5 separate regions of the Homo sapiens genome follow, and regions 2, 3, 4 and 5 are each linked to region 1. Evidence: chromatin contacts called from ENCODE Hi-C or POLR2A ChIA-PET data. All regions are on one chromosome and are shown on one strand. Each heading gives the region's core, a stretch centred on a gene start or an enhancer-like site at or near the end of the contact. The rest is flanking DNA. Distances are from core to core; before and after follow the strand shown.

The links. A loop is a pair of places that touch in the nucleus more often than their neighbours do. ChIA-PET counts read pairs that join two places held with the same protein, here RNA polymerase II (POLR2A). Pooled maps may share reads with other maps.
Region 2: a map of CD8-positive, alpha-beta T cell shows a loop between it and region 1 (19-fold over the local background). The contact joins the promoter of THAP9 here to the promoter of AFF1 in region 1. A Hi-C loop is called at or near these places in 1 of 168 maps with a recorded cell type or tissue (CD8-positive, alpha-beta T cell), 3 of 37 single-sample maps with no recorded cell type and 10 of 50 pooled maps.
Region 3: a loop to region 1 is called in a map of CD8-positive, alpha-beta T cell, with 10 times the contacts of the local background. The contact joins the promoter of LIN54 here to the promoter of AFF1 in region 1. A Hi-C loop is called at or near these places in 3 of 168 maps with a recorded cell type or tissue (CD4-positive, alpha-beta T cell, CD8-positive, alpha-beta T cell and naive thymus-derived CD4-positive, alpha-beta T cell), 2 of 37 single-sample maps with no recorded cell type and 11 of 50 pooled maps.
Region 4: a loop to region 1 is called in a map with no recorded cell type, with 7 times the contacts of the local background. The contact joins the promoter of PLAC8 here to the promoter of AFF1 in region 1. A Hi-C loop is called at or near these places in 4 of 37 single-sample maps with no recorded cell type and 7 of 50 pooled maps.
Region 5: a loop to region 1 is called in a map of CD8-positive, alpha-beta T cell, with 9 times the contacts of the local background. The contact joins the enhancer-like site here to the promoter of AFF1 in region 1. A Hi-C loop is called at or near these places in 1 of 168 maps with a recorded cell type or tissue (CD8-positive, alpha-beta T cell), 3 of 37 single-sample maps with no recorded cell type and 8 of 50 pooled maps. POLR2A ChIA-PET finds 5 or more read pairs at or near these places in 1 of 52 experiments (naive thymus-derived CD4-positive, alpha-beta T cell).

What each region holds. Positions count from the first base shown.
Region 1 is chr4:86,932,384-86,936,865 of GRCh38, forward strand. It overlaps AFF1 (ALF transcription elongation factor 1), which reads left to right and starts at 2,628. Exons shown (of 21, transcript NM_001166693.3): 1 at 2,628-2,857. AFF1-AS1 (AFF1 antisense RNA 1) reads right to left here and starts at 2,467. Exons shown (of 3, transcript NR_038841.1): 1 at 2,104-2,467; 2 at 1,012-1,159. It also overlaps a transcript of C4orf36 not described here. RefSeq lists silencers at 2,333-3,082, 3,553-3,691 and enhancers at 3,004-3,545, 3,546-4,087, 3,943-4,062.
Region 2 is chr4:82,897,503-82,901,984 of GRCh38, forward strand. THAP9 (THAP domain containing 9) reads left to right here and starts at 3,233. Exons shown (of 5, transcript NM_024672.6): 1 at 3,233-3,380. The coding sequence starts at 3,301. It overlaps THAP9-AS1 (THAP9 antisense RNA 1), which reads right to left and starts at 3,414. Exons shown (of 4, transcript NR_034077.1): 1 at 2,832-3,414; 2 at 2,575-2,721. It overlaps SNORD144 (small nucleolar RNA, C/D box 144), which reads right to left and starts at 723; the gene lies at 638-723. It also overlaps a transcript of SEC31A not described here. RefSeq lists enhancers at 2,678-3,197, 2,813-2,932, 3,198-3,717 and a silencer at 3,243-3,592.
Region 3 is chr4:83,008,718-83,013,199 of GRCh38, forward strand. It overlaps LIN54 (lin-54 DREAM MuvB core complex component), which reads right to left and starts at 2,106. Exons shown (of 13, transcript NM_194282.4): 1 at 1,767-2,106. RefSeq lists enhancers at 1,946-2,045, 3,927-4,482, 4,420-4,482 and silencers at 2,116-2,195, 3,920-4,249.
Region 4 is chr4:83,112,447-83,116,928 of GRCh38, forward strand. PLAC8 (placenta associated 8) reads right to left here and starts at 2,283. Exons shown (of 5, transcript NM_016619.3): 1 at 2,220-2,283.
Region 5 is chr4:83,217,510-83,221,991 of GRCh38, forward strand. No RefSeq gene overlaps it. Among named protein-coding and RNA genes, the nearest start is that of COQ2, 65 kb to the right of the region's middle. RefSeq lists enhancers at 2,026-2,285, 3,995-4,094. Within about 2 kb of position 1,927, at least 16 of the 41 ENCODE cell types and tissues checked have a DNase peak (open chromatin) inside an H3K27ac peak, as active enhancers do; they include CD8-positive, alpha-beta T cell, where a contact is called at or near this core.

The DNA of each region.
Region 1 (4,482 bases), core at 1,378-3,877:
GCGAGAATAAGTTAATGCCCTTTGAGATATACATGCAGTCATTTGGAGGAACATAATTTAAACTGCTGGCTTAAAATGCTTGGATCTTGCACAACTGCAGAGTTTAGAAGTACTTCAGTTTGACCAAACAGTTGTCCATGTTGTGATGCTGGGCACATTCCTCACCTGCCTCTATCTTAATGTTGTCTTCCCTCCTCATGGGCTGTTTAGGTGCTCTGAGAATACATCCTGTGAGCTTCTATGAGTCCCAGGGGTTTAACTAATTTGTTTTTAAATTTTAAGTAAAATCATGGCTGAAAATTGTCAGGTAACATCCCAGGAGCCCTCATATGAAGAAGCACCTAAAAAGTCCCATCATCATATTTAAAAGGGAGATTTATTTGGGGGGGTGGGGGGGTTCTGTTAAAAAAAAAAAAAAGCACCGATGTCAGAAACATGCTTCATCTTATTAGAAACATAATCTGAAATGTATGAGATTAGGTTGTCAAAATTAAGAAAGTGCTGGAATTTCATTGAGTGTGCTAAAAATGTAATTTAAGAATTCTTGTAAGGAAGATGATGGAGGAAAGTGTAGCTAACAAAGTTAAATATCTGCAACTCCATTACATAATTACTCTCCTTTTGTTTATGTCTGAAATTTAAAAAGTAGATATAAAAAATTTTTTAAAGTAGATATAGTGTAATCACTTTTTAAAATAGCCTTCTTATTGACTATTTATATAAGATGACCAGCAGAAGAGAGAGAAAGGCAACTTAAAAAATAATAATAACTCACTGGCATGGCTATCCTTTTTTATTCATTATCAGAAAATTAATTTGATTTAGTCTTTTTAAATAGCCAGTCACCATTCACGAAATAAATCAACAGAAGTGTGTACTGGAATTATTTACTTGCTTGTTTCTGCCACCACACTGGAATGTCATGAAAATAGGAGCTCTGTCTTTGTCATCAATATGGCTCGTCACCTAGCACATTGCCTTAAGAATATTGATATAAATGGAATGACTTACTCTCTGAACCAAAGCTACATCATCTTCAACAAAATTTTTGCAAAATTACAATCTTCAATTCCAAAGGCAGGAAAATAAAATGATCACACTTCCACTGTCAACATCATTTACTAAGTTGACCACAGTTTGAAGAGCCCTATAGGAGATACTATGGGATGACACAAAAAGAACACAAAAAAGGAAAACATTTTAGATAGAAGTGGTAAAAGTTTTCAGATTATAAAATATTACCATGCTAATATATATTTCACAATGAAATGTATTCATTATATAGCAAAAACGTTAAAATACTTGTTATTGATTAGAATAGAGATCAGTCTCTGTTAGAAACCTTTAAAAGGTGTACAAACACTTTGTAAGAGATGACTCCTGTCCCATCCTGCTCAGGGATGACCAGAACTTTCATCTTAGATAGATACACCACCAGGTTTCATCAGGGACACCTTAATTATTTTAGCTGTCTAGGTAAACCAATCTCCCGATGGGAGGATATGGAGTAGGGCGAAGAGTTATATTTTGGAAAACAATCCATGGGAAATTAAGTCAAGTAGCCAAAGGTTTAATTTGGAAATGCAAATATCCATCAATTAGGTTTTCAATTATGTGGACAATAAAAGAGTTGAGCAGAGCAGTAGAGACAAACAAAATTAAAAAGAGAAAAGGCAGAGAAGGCAGGGAGGGGCTTATTTTCACACATTATACCAATTTACATTACACATCATATTAAATTTAAGTAAGGCGCTTTTCTTCATCCAAATAATTTCACCCATTTTAAACCATAAAATACTGTCGGCGAAATCTCATCTGGGCCATTTGATGTAATCTTTCTGCGTCCCTTTCAGGAAGGAAGGTGCGACAACACAATGAAGACAGCCTGTTGCTTTCCTTGGTATGTTTACAGCAGGAATCGGGCAGCGACTTAACTAGACATAAGTTTCCCCTTCTTCCCATGGGTCTATTTGCCAAAGCCCCCTGCACCTATTAGAATTTTCTGAGGTTGGGCTGGTGGAGAGCAGAAACCCGGAGGCTAGATTCAGGAGACCTGGTTTCCCATGCCACTTAGTAGCCTGTGACATTGAGCACAATACTTACTTTTCGGCGCTTCCGTTTCATTATTTGGGAAATGGGAACAATATATCTGTTTTATAAGATTGTTGTGAAGATGAAACAGGCCTGTGTGTGAAAGGCCTTTTCTAAATTGTAAAGCGCTCCCCAGATGTTAGTTATTATCTCCTTTAAAGGGCACAGAATCTGTTTCAATATTATAGGAGGTTGCAAAAAGGCTCCTTGACACTTTTTGCTCAGAACTTGACCCTGAGCTTAATCTCGCCGTAAAGTGAAAGGGTTCTTGCGCCCCCACAGCAGCCCGGGGCAGGGTCACCCTCGCGACCGGGGCGGTCATTGCCGTATTCCGTCCTGAGCTGCCGCTCCCCCACGATCCTCCCACCAATCCCGGGAGGGCCGCGACGTCCCTTGCCGCTTGGGTGGCGCCAGCTAGAGGGCGCGGGCCGGGGCGGAACCCGGTACCGCAGCTCGGGAGGTGGGGGTGGGGGCGGGGCCTCGCGCGGAGGGCGTGGCCTCGGGGCGTCCCGGGCAGCCGGCGTGCTGAGCTTGCCAGCCAGCTAGCGAGCGACGGGCGCGCGCGGCCCCTGCGCACTCGGCCGCCGCCTGCGCGCGTTGCGGCCGCAGCTGCACCTTTGCCTCCGCGGTTCCGCAGCCGAGCCCCGGGAGGAGGCGCTCCCCTGCGTCGTCCGCACTTGCGCCCTTTCCCACCGCAACAGGTCAGGGGAGGGCGGAGGTGACGAGGGCGCCCGACCCGGGACTAGAGGACGGAAGGGTCTGGAAGGTGAGCGCAGCCCTGCGCCACCCAGGGCTGGGGGTCGATCCGCCCGGCCCCCGACGCCGCCGCCGCGGACTTCTCGGAAGCCGAGGCTCTCCCCGCCTCTCTGCCGGCTTCCCAGCACGCTGACTCAAGTCGCTGGCGTTCCCACTTTTCCGGTGGGAGCCCTCGGGGAGAACGGGCTAGGGCTCAGAGCTCTCACCGCCCTACTTGCGATCCCGCGGCAGGTAGCGCGTAGAAAAACAGGGGACGGGGACATGGGAAGAGACCCATGCTCCTCCCTCACGCGCAGCCCCCAAGTCAGACGTTTGCCTGTGCACCCCGCGTTTTGCGGAGAGCTGTCCCGTTGTTGGGACCTGCTACTTGAGTTGCGTAATGAGTCCCAGAAGTTTCTCGGGGGGAGGGGGCGGGGAAAAGTGGGGTTCTTCTCTCCTGCACCCCGGGACCCTTCCCTGTGCCTGTCGTGGAGAGAGATGAGGGCTTCCCGCCGCGTCTCGCTGAGAGCAGGAGGGAGGCGTGTGTCGGTGGTCCGTAGCCTCCGGGGAGGAGTTGGAGCCACCTTCTGAGACTTAACTTCAGGGACAGAGGGAGAGGCGTCTTTAGTATGGGACTGGTTAATTTCTCTTGATAATGCTTTTTTCCCTCGGGTGTCCCATCCTCTGTGGCCGTCGCAACCCCACCCTCCGACGGTGCGAGCGCCGGAGCCAGCGAATGAGAGGGGAGAGAAGGTGGAGAGTGTGAATCACACGTTACCTTAGTGTAATGGTAGTTGCATTAATGGAGCTGCGACGGGCCTGCGGGCGGTTCGATACCGTCCGGCTAGTTTTCTCTTCCCGGAGCTTCTCCACCACCAGCACCCGCAAATTGTTATGCAGATCATCCCGGGAAGGCACTTGGCTTTGGAGGTGGAGATGTGTCCGAATCTCCCTTGAACCAGTCTCTGTTAGGGGGAAAGGCCTTGCAGCCAAGTGATTTGTTTTAAGGGTGGAGCCGGAGATAATTTTAAACACCCTCCCCCTTGGTGCACGTTGCGGGGTGTGACTCACCACGGGGAAATCAGACTGATTTAAAACCTTCAGTGCAAACTTGTAAATTAAGGCGAAGACCCAGTGTTCCCTGGGACAGTTGCAAAGTGAGAAGAGCTCAGAAACTGAAGCACAGAAACGTTAGGTAGGAGTCTGAGAGGCGTGGAGAATTTTGCTTGTGCAAGATTATTTCAGAGCAAGGTCGTGCGGTGTGTGTAGAAGGTAGGTGGCCGTGGGTTACCTCTCTCAGACCTGCGTGGTGTTGGCCTCTGGGTGGGGATAAAAGTCACGAAAAAGACCTTTGGACCCAGAGTCTAGTTTTTTTTCTTTGGGGCCGAAGAATACCTAGGCATGGCCCTGTTTCAGTGTTTACTTCCTCTGTCTAATGTATTTCCTTAGCTCGCCTTTCATCTTTAGTGGGAAGGATTACTTGAGTGGATATTCCGGAAGTAGATTCACAGGAGAATGGAAAATTCTGGATGGTTTGCTTGCTTTAATTTCAAGGTGTTGTCTCTTGTGGATGTTGGGAAGTATTGTACTTGAATATTTGAAGATAAATATGGAGAAAAGCAGTGGTGAGAACTAAAGGAAAATGATCCAAGGGGA
Region 2 (4,482 bases), core at 1,983-4,482, 4.0 Mb before region 1:
CAACTCTTTCTATATACTGTATATAAAAAGCTTAGCAGCCTGGGCAACATGGTAAAACCCTGTCTCTACCAAATATACAAAAAAAAATTAGCCAGGTGTAGTGGTACATGCATGTGGTCCCAGCTACTTAGGAAGCTGAGGTGGGAAGATTGCTTGGGCCTGGAAGACAGAGGTTGCAATAAGCTGAGATTGCGCCACTGCACTCCAGCCTGGGTGACAGAGTGAGACCCCATCTCAAAAAATAAAATAAAATGAAATGAAATTAAAAAAAGCTCAGCATAATTTGTGGCCCATAGTAACTGGCCAATAAATAAATATCTGTTATTATTCTTTCCAAGTGGACAATTAATGAGATTATATACCATAAAATAGGTAGATTTCATTAAAGCCTTAATAAATGTTTTTTACTTGGACAATCCTCCATTTCCAACTCACTGCTATAGTTCCAGGAATACTTAATACATTTAAAATAGAAAGATATACTACCTTCCCTGCATATTTTGAGTAATTATCTTCCAAGACCCATGTATCTTTTCTCAACATCTCTGAGAGTACAATTCCTGAAAAGAGATATTTTCTTTTAAAATTTTTTGTGCAATAGTCAATGCCTTTGCAAATAACACTATCTTTAATACAGCTTACATATCCTCATTTAAGTATTCAATAATCACAACGGTTCATTATGTGAACAGCAGTGAAAAGGTTTAATCACTGGATATGAAGTTACTAGAAGAAGCAATGATATAACCAAATGATCAGATTGAGAACTTCCATGTCAACAGTAAAATAATCACAACAACAAAAAAAGTATAGATAAGTTATAAACAAATGTAAAGATACAAAAATACAACTAAGAAAAAAAAATTCCATCTATAAAGGATTACTTATTTCCTATGCAGAAGTAAATATCTAGAGCAGTGACCCCTTGCGGCTATTGCCTTCATTTAAGTAAATCTGTTCTGATAAAAGCAGTTTTCAGAAATTCATCTGAAATTAACAATTAAAGGAATGTTGTCAGAATAATGTAGGAAGCACACTATTTCATCTTTAGGAAAGGCAAATAGTTGCAATCCAATTAAACAGGAAAGAAAACAGCCCTCATTTCAGATGATGAACTGGCAGCAGTACTTTCAACTCTACCTTAAGAAAATGGCAAGTGAATGCCTGTATCTGCAAACTTTTGAGTCCTTAAGAAAAGGCAAACACCACGATGAGACAGCCACTTCACATGCACAAAAATGTGGAGAAACTGGCAGCCTCATCCACTGCTGGTGGGAATGTAAAATGGTGCAGCCACTAGGGAAAATAATCTGGCACTTCCTCAAGAAGCTAAACACAGTTATCTTATGACTCACCAATTCCACTCTTAGGTGTGTAATCAGGAAAATGAAAACATTTGTCCACACAAAAACTTGTACACAAATGTTCATAATAGTAAAAAAAAAAATTGGAAAACCCAAATGTCCACCAACTGTTGAACGGATAAACAAAATCTGCTACATCCATAAAATGGAGTACGATTCAGCAATAAAAAATAAAGTACTGATACGTGCTATAAGATGGATGAACTCTGAAAACATTCCAAGTGAAAGAAGCCAGTCACAAAGACCATATATTAGTTCATAATTCCACTTACATGAAGTGTACAGAGCAGGCAGAGGCACACGGAAACTAAATTAGTGTTTGCTGAGCGGGGTGGGGGAATATTTGGAGGTGCTGCTAGTAAGAATGAGGTTTCTTTCTGGAGTGATGAAAATGTTCTAATATTGATTGTGACTGTTCCACAATTCTGTGCATATACTAAAACCCACTGAATTGTACACTTTAAACCAATTAGTTGTGTGGTATGAGAATTATATCTGAGTAAAACTGTTACAAAAATATAAGGCAACTAATTTTTTCCTTAAAGATAGCTAAAAACAATGTTATTTTTATTCAGCCTCACTCGGGTCTTAATTGGTTGAGCAGGAAAAGGCTCTAACAGCCCAACCAACTTACAGTATTTAAATCCAGTTCTTACTCTCTGCACACACCTTACAGCCAAAAAGTATTTGCCCTGCACATCCCCCAGGGACCAATTTTTCCAAAGTTCCTTGACCATCTATCCTTAGGCCATGTGACTTTTAAGGAACCATAACCAAAAGCTATTAATTCCATTCAGAGAAGATACAAGCATATTATAATGGAAAACTGGTGTGAATAAGTAATACCTTAATATGTATCTTCGGCTGTAATCTGGACAAAGTAAACACAAAGGGGAAAAAGAAGCAATCTTGTTAGGCCTGGATATTTGGAATTATTTTTGTGTGCTATACAAAGAAACGGAAAAGTTGCAAACCCTTCTCTGTTTTCTGTATGCTAAGGATCTCCTTCTCAGAGACAAAAACCCACTGGCCCGTTTCCTTCTCTAAGCAAATTGAAATCTCTTCCTCAAACATAAGAGCTTATAACTAAGACATTGTTCTAAGCTCTATCTCCTGAAAGCTATTCATAATGCCTCATTCCCAACCAAAACCACTTAATTGCCCCTTGTCCCCTGCCCCTATTACTACTGAGGAGCCCCAAGAACCTTACCTTATTTCCTTCATTGTGGCAAAGTGTTTCAGAAAAGGGTTCCTTGAATTAAAAGTCGGCGTATCCTATTTGACTCCTGCTCCTCCGGTATCACATACCTACAGCCAACCATGCCAAGAGCTTCCCCATTATCTCCGCATCGGAGAGCTACAAGATAAAGCGCAAGAACACGACACGCATCTCAGTAAATCATATATTTTTGGCCCGACTCTGTCTTCAACACACCTAAGGCACCGTGTTTTATCCCTCTTCCATACCCTTTCCTCCCGATATCCTCCAGTTTCAGAGACCGCACCCGGAGACCCATTGGCAGGTTCCTGGATTCGCCTCAATTTTGGTCCTGCCTCTCTGCTTCGCATTTTCAGGCTTGGCCTCACAAGAAGGACGATGGCGCCAGATTGTGCCAGAATGGGTGAAAACAGAAGGAAAATAAACCGGTTGCAGCAAAACCCACTATTCCGCCTCCAACGCGGAGGGAGGAGCGGTCAAATGCACGTCTTCAGGCTCAGGCCCTTCCGATTGGCTGCTGGGACACAACGTGGCCTGTCATTGGCTACGGCACCGGCGCAGGGCCTTCGGAGAGGAAGTGTGGAAGTCCCGCGCCTCTAAAGCCCGCCTTTCGTGACAAATAAAGGTCGTAGCCGCAGAGTCAACGGGCGGAGCTAAAGTGGTCGTGATTCATGCTGTCGCGGGAACCCCGAAGGTGGGGCCCCACGTAACAAGAAGATGACCCGAAGTTGCTCCGCAGTGGGCTGCAGCACCCGTGACACCGTGCTCAGCCGGGAGCGCGGCCTCTCCTTCCACCAGTGCGTATGGGAGCAGCCTCGAAGCCTTCGAACTCCCTGCGGGGCCCGGCGGGCCGTGGCGTGGCGTGGGGCGGGGCCGGGCCGCACTGTGGGTCGCGCCGCGTGTGTGACGCGACGTGACGTGCGCAGCGTCGGGGCGTGGGAGCGGAATTGGGGCACTGTGAGAATTGAGATTCTCTCTCTTCCCGCCCAGTGTTTACCTCTGAATAGCCGGTTCTCGCACCGCCTACCGCTTTAAGGAGAGTTACGCGAAAGGAGTCCTCCATTAATTGGATGGTCTTATTATTTGAAGTGAGGAGGCCGAAAGGGAAGGCAGTTTAGGACAACGGTTGAAGTGTGTGTGTGGCGTCTTCCTGAGCACGAGTACAGATCAGTTTTCTCCTGTACTGCCTGACATTGCAAGTTCTTAAGTGCTGTTAGCCGAGCTGTGCAAGGCCGGTCCGATTCTGGCTGGATTTGATCATGGCAGGGAAGTTTCATTTGGCTCGACAGTGGGGAAGAATTTCAGATCAGTCTTATCTGAACTCATATCCATGGTTCAGACTGGTATAGGTCATTCAGTATTCAGGGTACACTAGCAAGTAGAAAAGTGGGTAAAATAGATCCTCACAGACAAAAGGAGCAGATTTATGGAAAGATCAAAAAGAACTTTATGGTTGGAAAGGGGGGGTAGGAAGAGGGTAGTTAGGAATGGCATGGGAAAATGTAAAGGATAGAAAGTGCAAATATAGAGGAGTGGAAAAGTACCTGAGAAACCATTTTAAAAATGTAAATGCCAGGTTAAGGAGTTTAGAGTATGTATGGTAGGCTATGTATAAAATTCATTGATTTTTTTTTTTTTTTGTTTTCTATTTTTTAAATAGGGCTGATTCCTCCACCTAAATTGTTAGCAGTGTGAACCAACTCATTGTGTATGTGAGACCATAATTGATTTGGGATTTTTCTTGTGATAGAGGTAGTTTTAAACTAGGGAGACATGAATTCCAATTTTAATTGAGTATTTACTGATGTCTGTACTTGGCTCTGGGTCTTGGTTTCTTCTTCTGTAAGAGGAATAAAAACCTGCCTTGTAGAATTTTGTAAAACTAAAACGTAAGACTTT
Region 3 (4,482 bases), core at 856-3,355, 3.9 Mb before region 1:
CCAAAAAATGAACACTGGACTATCTCTGGTGGTATAATTCTTGCTTCATTTCTAACACACTTTTAATTATTAATACACAATTGTTCTAACCAGGACAATCTGAAAACTGGTCTTTAAAGACAATCACAAAGAATCACAAAGAGACAATAGCCCTCTGTGATTAAAAGAAAGCCAATGAAAAAGCTTTTTAATCTCCCTATTTTAATTATTTTTAAAATTCTTAGTCTTACTACTGAGTCAGCAGCTATAAGGCATGGGTCAAATAACTGCAACATAAAAACTGTAATTTTAAAAAGACAAAACCAAATACCTACTGAATAATACAGCATCAGACAAATTATTTTTAAAAAATAATCATTATCGTCATCATTAAACCTTCTGAGTACCTCTAAGGTATTTCTCCTAAAAATTTTTTTGGGTCTCTTATTCTTCTAGTAAGTGAAAGCCAGACCTACAAACTATACACACCTATTCACACAAAATATTTCCCCTCTAAGTAAACTACAAAATTTGTGATATATGACACACTATGGCACAGTGTGTTACATATACTCTTTGTAGACAATTTGAATAAGGAAATAATATCACATATACTCTCTGTAGACAATTTGAATACGGAAATTTAGGGCTAATCATAAACATTACCCATGGGCATTCCTCAATACTAATCCTTCTGTTCATTATACACTCAATGTCATTGACCCAAAAAAGCTGGGGGAAAAGCATAGGGTCCAAATTAATGTATAAAAATTTTTTTGCCCAGCCTAAAAATTTGATTCACATGTAACTTTTCTGTAACACTAGTGTTGTGTGCAAGGAGACAGACTCCTTACGGATCTTTCAGCATAACCTAAAACTTAACATGGGTCTTCAGATAACCTAATAAAACAGTGGCTGTTATAGTCAATCAATCCAGCTCTCTAAACAAAGGGCTAGGCTAATCACTCCAGCATTTAGTGATTTAGAAATAACAGAGGTCTCAATTTATTTTTCCCAACTTAATGTACTCACAACAAATGCTTGCATCACCCCATCGCAACTCTCCTTCTTAACAATGAAGGTAAAACTCAGGACCAAAAGAGAGCTCCTAGAGCTGTATTTCATTTGCATTATAAAATCTACAGCAAAATTTTTCATAACTTTACTCTCTGAATTCATGAACTAGGTTGGCGGGGGCAGGAGGGTGAGTATAGAGAAGAACTTCCCTGAAAAGCATGAGTATAAAATATAACTGAGAGTATCTCAATTGTTATATGCCAAATGGCAGGGGCAAAGAGGTTAGTTACTCTAAGGATAACAGAGCATTAAAAATTTTTTTTCTAATTCTTACAAAACTGGTCCCTATTCTATAAAATGTGAACATCCACAACCCAACAAGTTACAGACTAGGATCTAAGACACAGATCTTAAATGCAGATAAAATGCCAATGCTCTGCCTCCCTAAAGAAACGTACAACCCCAAGAACTGCTGAACACCATCAAAGCAACACCCGCCAGAGTGGCTGTTTTAAACATTATATCAGGAAATCATGATAAGTGCTAGCGGTTCCTCTAGGCCTCAGCAGCAGCCTTAGGTATAAGAGCAAACTGGAGCCCTCTTAACACTCAAAGAATAATGTTGATGTCATGACGAGGCTACTGATTCTTCGCACTCCGGACAAGTCATTCCTTGATCCACCGCGCAATTCTTTCCCCACCCACCCCCATCCCCCCAAATAAAGAGATCTCCGGACAGAGAAGCCCTCGGGTACCCCATCCTCCTCTACCTCCAGCGGCTGCCGCTTTCTCCTCCCTCGGGCTCCGAGGTAGGGGCTCCAGAAGGTCCTGGGCAATCCCGAGCCCCGGCGGGGCTTGTTTTGCCCGTGCACGATAGCTCTGGCCAGCAGCTTCCTTTCCCAGTTTGTCCAAACTGGAGCGCTCCAGGGTACCCGGGGACCGAGAAGGGAGCCGGGGTGGCGACGTCGCCGTCGCCGCCGCCTCTGGTATGTCAGGGGCCGGGATTGTATTTCGAAAGATCCGCCATTTTCACCTCGTCATCACCATCACAGCTCAGCAGCTTCCCCGACAGCCGGAGCCCGGGCCGCCGCCGCCGCCGCCACCACCAGTAACCTCCCCCTTCCTCCTCCTCCCCTCCCCGCCCGCCCCACCCGGGAGGCGCACACCCACATATCCGGGGAAGCCTCCCGCCGCCCCGCCAACCTTCAAACGCACAAGGGCCGTGCAAGTGCACACGGGCTACGCCGAGACCTTTCACCCCCGGGCGGAGCACGGGCCCCCGCAGGGACGCCAAAGGAAGTCGCGCCACCTGCGGGGTCCCAAGTCCGGCATATTTTTGTTTGCAAGACCAAAAGCCATGCGGAGGGTGGCATAAGGACAATAAAGAACCCAAACTCTTTCATTTTCAGAGCAGCAACTTGAGAGAGATGGTGGAATGCGTTTCATTCACTGTGGCTATCTCAGGCACTAAAAACACTGTGAAAGACCTTTAATGTCATTCACCAACTTTGACATTTTACCCCACCCGCAGAACTACTTTGACAGGATGAGCTATTTCCATATGCATGTTCGACCTTTGACACCTTTGTCAATTACAGGCAGCAATCCTCATGCAGATGAAGTGGTCAAAATATCTAATTTAAAAAAATAAAGTTCTGAGCTATCTTCCTCTCCAACTTAATTTATCTGGTCATTTCTGTCCATGAACACTGCGACTTCCAATCTGTCATCGGTTTAAGACGTCAAAGCGCAACTAGATTTGAAATGATTGAACTAATTGTAGAAACATTCATGAATGATCGATTTCTAAAATATTGAAAATATAACTCTTAGCTAAAATTATTTGCCAAATGTTTTTTTAGGATCTAAGTCATCAAATTAAAAAAAAACCATCTGCTGCTGATATATTTGTTCTGTACAGTAAAAATAAACAGCTTGCTTCAGAACAAGATCCTAGAGCTACCTACTAGGTAGGTAAGAGTTACCAGCTCTTGTCATCAGTCAGTTGAATAAGTAACCAAAAGAGAACAGAGGTAATTCTTAATCATTTAAAAAATAACAAAACATAAGCTGCAAGGCTTCTGAAGAGATCAGCATTAAAAAAAAAAAAAAAGGAAACTGGCTGCCTTTGTCAATTTTAGAAAGAGTTAACCATCCAAAAGCTGAATTCTGTATCATTCAACCACAACATAAGCTCTGGGCAAACTGAATTTCAAGGCTGCGAACAGGGCCACTCTACTGTCTAAGTTAGTGTAGGAAGAGTAAGGTTGAAGTTGAAGTTGAAAAAGTCATTTCATTTCCCTACCTTGTTTCAATGGCAACTCCATATAAAAGTCGGTAGATTCAGCCTTCAACAAGGGCTGTCCACCACCCACCCCAATTGCTGTTTTTATATGCAGACTACCAGATGCTGAGAGTATAAAGTGTTCTCAATTACTTCATCTTTAAACTTCATTTCCCCACTGACGGCCCCGTCCATCCGCACTCTGCTTGGTTGTTTACCGTTGCTGGCCAAGCTAAGTCCCGGCCCGCTCCCTTCCCCCGTGCACCTCGGGAACATTATGACATTTGGCTGGTGGGCTTCGCGAGGAAAACGGACACGCACGAACAAGAGCCTGTACAAAGGGGCATAGGAAGAACGCGGCGGCGGGCAGTAGGGAGAGGAGGGACTGGCACAAAATGACACAGCAGCAAAACCGGTTCCCAGAAACCTGGGGCCGCCACGGGTGGCTTGTTGGGTCGCGCAGTGTGCGTGTCAACAGCCGCAGGAGCCCTTACTCCAGACCGCCGGGCAGGCGGCTGGCCGAGCGCTGGCCCTGCCGGGTGACAGCCACCCTCTCGGGAGCCGACGGGAAGAGACCGAGCCCCAAGGATCCTTCGCCCCCCGCAACCCAGCTTCAGGGAAGGGGCGCGGCGGACCCCGCTGGCGGGTTCCCGCTCCCCGCCAAGGCCCACCGGCCCGGGCTCCCGGAGGGAGCGGTCCAGCGCTCTCCGCCCGCGCAGGCACTCGCAGCGGGGGCCGGTTCCCCCTTCCCGCCAGCCCGCCCAGGAGCCCCCATCCCGGGGGCTGACACTCACCAAAGCCGGCGGCGCCGCCGCCTCCTGGTCGCGCGGCGCTCCCTGGGCTCCCAGCAGCAGCGGCGGCGGCGGCGCCTCCGAGACACAGACCAGGGTTTGTTCAAAATCACGCGCCCAGCCCCATTCCACCGCCGCATCCCATAATACGCTGGGCCCTCCCCGCCCGCGCGCCCCTCTCTGCCCGCCCCTGCGCTCCGCACCCCGCCCCACGGCCGGCTTCCTTCGCTCCGCCTCTTCCGCGGCGCCTCGTCCCTCCCCTTGGCAACCCAAGCCCGCGTCATTCCGCCGGGCTCCGCCAGGGCGCTCCAGTTCCACGTGACGCCGAGTGGCGCCCGGTCAAAGCGATCGCACGGAATGTTCCATCGGACTGAAGCTGATGGGGGGAGGACCCGCATCGCGCTGCGGTTG
Region 4 (4,482 bases), core at 1,033-3,532, 3.8 Mb before region 1:
AACTGGAGCAGAATGGGGGGCCCCAGGAGGTTTCTGATGCTATTGTAAGTTCCTTTCTAGCACAGATTACCTATATTGGTGGAGAAGTCTACTCGGCTTATCCCTGCGTAGAAGAGTAGTCCTAAAGGGAACTGCTATCCAGGACTTCCATCTGTCACTTCTAGCTGATTCTAAAAAGGGTCTAATAACTTCTCCCGTGAGATATCTTATTCAAAGAAATACCTTCTTGAAAGTTATAAAACAGATGAGAAAGCAAACACACTCATTTGTACGCGCCTCTGTGATCATTTAAAAATTCAAGGTATCTTTTAAGTTGCAACAAATGTAAAACAGAAACAAATGTAAAATTGTTGCTTGTTCAAACAACCACAATTCTCTTTGCTTCAGCCATGAAGTCTTTAGCCTTAGCCATTCAAGGTAAAAGGTCAGCAATAAGTGGAGAGAAAACGTCCTTGAAAATCTAGAGTTCCTAGGACCTTAGGTACCAGCTTGTCTCCTTAGTTCAGTGGTCCTCAAAGCTTACTATTAGTAAAACCACTTGGACTGCTCTTTAACGTGTAGATTTCTAGACACTGCTCAGAGATTGTGACTTAGATAGAATGAGCTAGGGTTGAGGAATCTGTACAATGTAGAATTCTACACACTGTTCAGAGATTGTGGTTTAGATAGAATGAGCTAGGGTCTAAAAGTCTGTAACGTGCACCCGCAGGGCTGCTGCCCTTATGCCATAGGCTTTTGTCCTATGAACTAGAAAAACGTGGCCCTTCTCACAGACACGGCTTGGTGAGCACGTAGCTGCTTCGGTGAGAATTCGAAAAACGGTACACCTTCCTCCATGCGATGAAGCCCATGCTAGACCCTCTCGCATTCCCGGGAGCACATTCCAAACTAGCTCCTCTCCCTTCAGGTGCGGGCCTGTGCAGTATCCTGGGCACTTCACAAGATTCTAATGCCAGTGGCCTTGCAGAGCACATTTTGTAACCCACGACCAGTGGCCTTATTTTTCTTCTGTTACTAATAACTACAGATCCAATTTAATTCAGCAAATATTTTATTGAGTGCCAGGGTGTGTAAACGTGTTGGGCTGGATTTGGTAAGGGCTAAGGAGATGCCTGAGGTTTCCTATCTGTGGCCAGCAGTTCTGCCCGTTGTGGTGTGACCACACAGCTGTTTTGTTCCATGCCATCTTTAACCCCACAGGAGCAGAGAGAGTGATTAAAAAAAAGTTGGCAGGGGCCACCTTGGAAAATGCAGGAAAAATGGGGGCAGGAGGTAGTGAAATGGGAATCTTGGTGGGCAAGCTTTGGAGAATGAGACTAGAATACCTTTCTTTAGGAAGTTCTGTGGAATGGTCTCAATGTCAGGAAATCTTGCAGTATTTGGCTCATATTTTAAACACCTTAATTTTATCTATTAGTTAAGAATCAATCTTGTATTTGTCTCTCCTTTCTATGAGCACTTCACTCCTGAGGACAGCCCACTATCTTAATAAAATACATTAATATTAATATAATACATGATATTAATTATAGTAATATTAATACATATTATTAATATTGATTAATCCAGATACTAGACATATTATTGAGATTTTTCTCTTCTACTGTTTATTGATGTTAAATTTCATTTTTTTGCTTTGATTGAAACATTTCCATTTCATAATCTCTCCATCTCTCTTTATACATATAAATGAAGCACCAGAATTTAATTTTGAAGAATTCTAGTCTGTTTTTCTTACTTTCATAGTGAGAATTCAAGAATTCTTATAATTCATTAGCTAAATCTACAAAATTCCATATCTTGTTTCTAAATACTTTGAATGGATAAAATAGAATATTTGTAAAGCAGAAAGAAATTAGACCGGCATAAGTCAACATGCATACATATTGAAATAAAGAGTGAAATTAATGATCATGTTACTAAATACAATGTATAATATGTGTTTGCTGCAGAAAGCAGCAATTGATGAGGATTCAAGGCTGGGATCTTACACTACTTTGAAAAGCCTGGCATTTGGCAAAATGCTTAGCAAGAAATTGTTGAATTTGACTAAATGTATAAATTTAAAGCAATTAGATAAGAAAACCTTAGTCTTTTAGCTGAAACTCAAAATATAACATGCTAAGAAAAAAACAAGAAAATCAAATAACTTTTAAAGAAAGCTTTTTTTTTTTGAATGCTAAGTTTTTAAAACAAGTTCTTACTTGTAAAGTACTTACAATTAGTAAACAAGGTTCCGAGCAGGAAATGTCTTGTGGCCTGGGAGAGAATCTCACCACAAATGAAAACTACGTGAAAGGGGAGAGGTAACTGTGTTTCTATCGCAGGGCATAGTACATAGAACAGTTTCAGACGCTCTTATTGGCCAGAGTAATCCAGCAGAAGTGGTTTCAATGTGTGTTTCTCTTATCTGGAGAATGAATATATCTCTTGCCAAATAAGGTGTGTTTCTTTTCCTATATTGTGTTAGGTACACTGATACGTCTTTTTAATGGGGAAAGGATTTAATTCATTATATAGTTTGATTGGTTTTACATGTCTGGCAGAGCTTACTGTTGTTTTTTTGTGTTTGTTTTTTGTTATCTTTGTGGGGAAAAAAAAGATCATTATTGTTTCAGATTATATAGTAGTTGGCATCTCAAGCATCCTTTAATGGTATCAACTTACAGATACTGAACATTAAAATAGGCCAAGCATTATCAATGACTTGTTAATGACTTTGATAGTTAGGCCTTATTTTTTCAATTTTAGAGGTGAGGAAACAAGCTCAGATTCTTGAGCTGACTTTCAGAGGCCACATAGCTAACAAGTTACTCACCTAGGATTTTAGCTCATGTCAGCTCAGCTCCAAACTATGGCTCTTTTTACAATGTTGCATCCAATTTCTTTGTACCTTTTTAATTATTCTTCTTATTGGTGGTATTACTATTTCTTTCTTTTGAAATTTTTATTCATAGTCTTTGAATTTCTGATCCCATAGTTTAAACTATCAAAAGACAAAATTACAACAAATTTAGTTTAGAAGATGTAATTGCCTTTTATTTGCAATTCTAGAATCAAGCAACACATCATTCTATAAAATAGAATGAGTGTCCTGGTGAGTATGAAGAAAGCGGAAACAGAGAAAAAAAGATAGATTGGTTGTTTCAAAGTTACTTTCCTTATAGGACTAAAACAGAGAGGACTTCCTTACTACACTGACTGAGGTTGACTGAAATCTCCTGTTTTTTGGAAAACTGGTCCATTTCAAAGTTCAGTTTGATTATATGTCACTTAGCACAAGCGACTTCATTCTGGTTTGGTCTGATTTTCTGGGGCCTAGAGCAGGAGGCTAGTCCATAACAATGGCCTCTCATAAACTTTGTTTAACAAAACCTTTCAGAAATGAGGGTGGGCCGGCACAGTGGGAGGCCCAGGCGGAGGACTGCTTAAGGTCAGAGTTCAAGACAAGCCTGGCCAACACAGTGAGACCTTGTCTCTAAAAAAAAACAAAAACAAAAACAAAAAATTAAAAAATTAGCCAGACATGGTGGTAAGTGCCCGTAGGCTTGTAGTCCCCGCTACTTGGAAGGCTGAGGCAGGAGGATTGCCTGAGCCCAAGAATTTGAGGTTACAGTGAGCTGTGTTGTGTCACCACACTCCAGCCGGAGTGACAGCAAGACCGTGTCTCTAAAAAAAAAAAAAAATTAAGAAATGAGAGTGGCCAGCTTTCCTGTCATTCACTCTGAAGTTTTTGCGGATGGGAAATCTTTCCCACTAGAACAAGGCTATTGTGTGAGGTTGTACAGTGAGAATGTGTGGCATTATGGCAGACTCTAAGTGCTTAGAGTCCCTTTTCAGTCCCAATTCCTAGCTGCCATCTGCTAGCCACTTAACATTTCTATGCCTCAGGTTCCTTGTCAAATGAGCGTAATAATTGCACCTACCCCACAGGATTGTAGGGAAAATTCAAAAAATTAATACATGCAAAACATTTAAAACAGTGCCTAACACATAATCAATATTAGGGGAAACAAAGAAACAAAGAAATCTGAAGAAGGAGAAAGAAAAAGAGACATGTGGAATTCCAGATAGCCTATTTTCTTCCAAATACTATGTATAAACTCCACAATAAAAAGATGGCAACATGGCCAGGTGTGGTAACTCACACCTGTAATCCCAGCACTTTGGGAGGCCAAGGCGGGAGGATCACTTGAGCCCAGGAGTTTGAGACCAGCCTGTGCAACATAGTGAGATCTCATCTCCTTTTTTCAAATAAATAAATAAAATAAAAAATTAAAAAATTGAAAAATCAAAAAGATGTCAACAAATATGTACTAGTTATTTATTGTATTAAAGGGGGAAAGTACATCTTAAAAATCGGTAAGCTTGGCCGGGCACGGTCACTCATGCCTGTAATTCCAGCACTTTAGGAGGCCGAGGCAGGCAGATCACCTGAGGTCGGGAGTTTGAGACCAGCCTGACCAACATGGAGAAACCTCG
Region 5 (4,482 bases), core at 677-3,176, 3.7 Mb before region 1:
AAGAGGACCCTCACCTGACCATGCTGATGCTCTGATTGCAGACTTCCAACCTCCAGAACTGTGAGAAAATAAATATTTGTTGCTTAAACCACACACAAAATGGGCTAAGATGGTGAATTTTATGTATATTTTCCCACAGATACACACATACACACAAGATATACTTGAACAACACCCGCGGGGATTCTGATTAATCTGGGGCTTGGGAAAATGCATTTCAAATATGCGACTGAGGTGGTTTTGATAGGGGTAAACAAGAAGTGAAAGAAACAGGAAGATGAACTGTTACCCGTAATGTGAGAAACCTATGAGGAAGCTGAACCACCCTGTGGGGTTCTGTCACTGGGAGTGACTTCCTGGTGTTCTGCTGAGCTACTCATTTTTCACTGTTTTGGTTATTGAGGTTGAACTGCTTGAATGAAAGGTGCGATACTGGGCTCTGGGTGGGGAGAGCAAAATCTGTTAATCTCAGGGGAGATGATCAAATACAAGAAGTGCAGAACTGAAGCTCTCAAAGGGACCTTGGTAACTTCTAGCAGCTCAGCTCTCCACTTCCTCCTCTGTGCAGTGGGAAAATGAAGCCCAGTTTACGTGTTGTTATTATAGAGACCAAATGAGATAAAAGGTGTGAAAGTGTTTTTTACTTTTTAATCAATTACTCAGTTTACTCATAGGGTGAGTGCTTAAATATGGGCTCCATAAAGGGTCAGGGCAAAAGTTCTCAACCCCGAGTACATATTAACATTACTTGAGGAGCTTTGAAAAATACCCAGATTGACCTCCTCCCCTCCACGATTCTCAGTCCACTGGTCTGGGGAGGGCACCGAGTTTGGGCATTTTTTAAAAATCTCTCAGGTTTTTCTACTGGCAGCCAGGCTTGAGCACTACCCCTCTATTAGTGGTGAATTCTAAGTGGTAAAACGGGAAAGGCTTAATCAAGAAGGACTTGTTTGAGCTAGACCTTATGTAAGATTTGAGGAATAATATTTTGGGACTAGGTAGTATATATACACACTATAAAATTTAGAAGTCTAAAAGGATTTATCATGAAAAGTGTATCTTCTCTGTCCTTCTCTCTGGAGGGGAGTCAGCAACTCTGACCAGCTCTCTTTATTTTTATTTTTTTGAGACAGGGCCTCACTCTGTCACCCAGGACCCAGGCTAGAGTGCAGTAGTGTGATCATAGCTCACTGTAGCCTCGACCTCCCAGGCTCAAGTGATCCTCCTGCCTCAGTCTCCCAAGTAGATGGGACTATGGGTGCACACCACCACGCCCGGATAATTAAAAAAACATTTTTTTTTTGTAGAGATAGGGTCTTCCTATGTTACCAAGGTTGGTCTCAAACTCCTGGGCACAATTGATCCTCCAGTCTCAGCCTCCCAAAGTTCTGGGATGACAGGCCTGAGCCACTGCGGGCGGCCTTGACCAGCTCTCGTTTATAATACTGGAGATACTCTTTACAGTTGCTATTAAGGATCTTGTCAGATTGGTCAGGGGAAAGGAGAGGAAAAGAGCAGGTGTCATTTTCTGTTCCACAACCTTCCACTAGGCACAGAATATCATTTGGATAGGTATAACTTGATTGAGGAAATCCATTTAAGAAAAAAATAGAAAGTTGATTTTCAGAATAGGGCTTTCTTCTTTCCCTCCTCCTCCTCCTCCTTTTCAGTTTCTTTCTTTCTTCCTGTCACAGTAAATTCTGAGCAGCTTGAATTTTTAAAATTTAACTTTTTATTCTGAGGTAATTGTAGATTCACATGCAGTTGGTAAGAAATAGTACCAAGAGATCCCATGTACATTTTGCTTAATTTTAATTCATTTTCATTCCAGTACTAATCAAGATATTTCAGATCAAACTCTCTAGTACTGTTTTGAAAAACTACAACCCAGAATTGAGAGTGAGGTTGCAGGAGAGGGCGGGGCTGTGGAGGAACAACGTGTTTTCGTGTTTTCGGTCTTCCCTCATTGTTTCTGGGAAATCACAACTAACATGCAATGTGCCCGTGGCACAGTCCCAGCTGGGGACTAATTAAGACTCTCTGGCAACAGATGCTGTCCGCTCGTTTATATTAATAATGTCCTCCTTTGTGTGCTGGACATGCCAGGGCAAAGGAGGCCAGCTCGGGGAGAGGCTCTCTACCAAAGTGGAACCAGCAGTTTCTACCTGGGTCCTGACTCCAAGTCAGAATATGAGAAAACACTGCACTTGCCCATTCCAGATCCTGCCTTCCTGGTCTCCAGACTCAGGGAAACTAACAGATGGAGGCAGCAAGCCATTCCTGACTCTCAGGTGTCCACGCTGACTCTGAATGGTTACTGGATTCCTGGATAGCACAAGCCCTCTGTCAAACGTGATTCACAAACACAGATCACATGATGACAGAGTAACTGCGGTCCTTCTCTGCCTCTTCCTTTTTGTACTGCATTGGCAGGAAGGAACACCTGGTCAGAAGCAGGTGGCTGGAAGAAAGAGGTTTTAATCTTTTTCCAGTCCAACTCATCTTCCACAGCAGTCACCTGCATACTGTGTAACAAGTGGCCAATGCATTGAAAATGCAAACCATCAGGCCTGAGATTTTATGGGTAAGAAGGTTGCTGGATTATGCATTTCCCCGCTATGGACGTTTTGGCCCAGTATTTCGTTCTTATGCTTATGTCATTTGTGTTAATATAATACATCTGGATATAATAATACTTGGTATTTTTTTGTCGTGTGTTTTTTGTTTTGTTTTGTTTTTTGTTTGTTTGTTTTTGTTTGAGACAGAGTGTTGCTCTGCCACCCAGGCTGGAGTGCAGTGGCGTGATCTTGGGTCACTGCAACCTCCGCCTCCTGGGTCCAAGCAATTTTCCTGCCTCAGTCTCCTGAGTAGCTGGGATTACAGGCACACACCACCACGCCCAGCTAATTTTTGTATTTTTAGTAGAGACGGGGTTTCATCATGTTGGCCAGGCTGGTCTCCAACTCCTGACCTCAAGTTACCTGCCCGCCTTGGCCTCCCAAAGTGCTGGGATTACAGGTGTGAGCCACTACACCTGGCCTATGTGGTGCTTTTGGTAAGGGATCTGGTACCAACACGTTAGGCTTCATCACATTTGTTAAGGTATTTAAAATATACAACGGAAGAAAGAGTAGAACCCGACCACTAATAAACATGATCCCAGGCTTCTATAATCATGTGAAGTAGAACACTATGCACACATATGAAATTTAGGCACGCTCTTTTCTAAACTGATGATAACTACCATTTGTTAATATATTCTGGGCAGAATGTTAATGTTTTGCATGACTTCATTTAACCCTTACAACAAGTCTATGATATATGCTGTTATTATGTCCATTTTATTGTTGGAGCAACCGATGCCTGCAAAGGTGAAGTTATTGCTCAAGGTCCACATGGCTGGTGGGTGAGGCAGGGTTTGGACCCAAATCTGTCTGGCACTGAAGCAGGGACTCTTTGTCTGTGTTATATATACAGCTAGTGAAGCCTTTGGACCTCTTCTCAGAATACTATTTTCAAATGCAAAAAATAAAATACACAGTACAAAGAAAAGCAATTCTCTGTCACCCAGGCTGGCATGCAGCAGTACGATCTCGGCTCACTGCAACCTCCACCTCCCAGGTTCAAGCAGTTTTTCTGCTTCAGCCTCCTGAGTAGCTGGGACTACGTGCATGTGCCACCACGCCTGGCTCATTTTTGTATTTTTGGTAGAGAAGGGGTTTCTCCATGTTGGGTAGGCAGGTCTCAAACTCCTGGCCTCAAGTGACCCACCCGCCTCGGCCTCCCAAAGTGCTGGGATTACAGGCATGAGCCATGACACCTGGCCTTGAAATACCGAAGTATAGTTTTCAACTGCGGTAGGCAGCCTCAAAGGTGGTCCCTACTCATGGTATTTATTCCTTCATGTAATCTCCTCCCTTTGAGTTGGGGCTGGACCTAGTGACTCACTTCTGATGAACAGAGTATGGGAGAAATGATGGTATGCCACTTCTGAGATTAGGTTCCAGAGAGATTGTGGCTTCTTGAATGCTTTCTCTTGCTCTCTCTTGAGTTGTTCCCACTTGAAGAAGCCAGCTGCCACGTCCTAAGGTAGCTGTAAGGTGGAGAGGTCCATGTGTCTAAGACCTGAGGCCTTCCAACAACCACGTGAGGGAGCTTGGAAGCAGCCCCCACTTTGTGCGGTCTTAGAGAACAGAGGCCCTGGCTGACACCTTGTTACGGCCACGTGACACAACTGGACCCAAAACCACCTGGCTAAGCTGCACCTGCCTTCCAAACCCACAGATAACAAATGTTTGCTGTTTTTAATCACTTGTGAAGTAATTTGCTATGCAGCAATAAATAATATGTCAACCTATTAAAATAAAATAAATTTGGGATATATATGTGGTCTCAGTGAGAAGGCATGTCTGAAATATAGGCAAATTAAAGTTAGATTTTTATATTTTAAGACATATTGGCATGAAGGCTATTGTTCCTTGG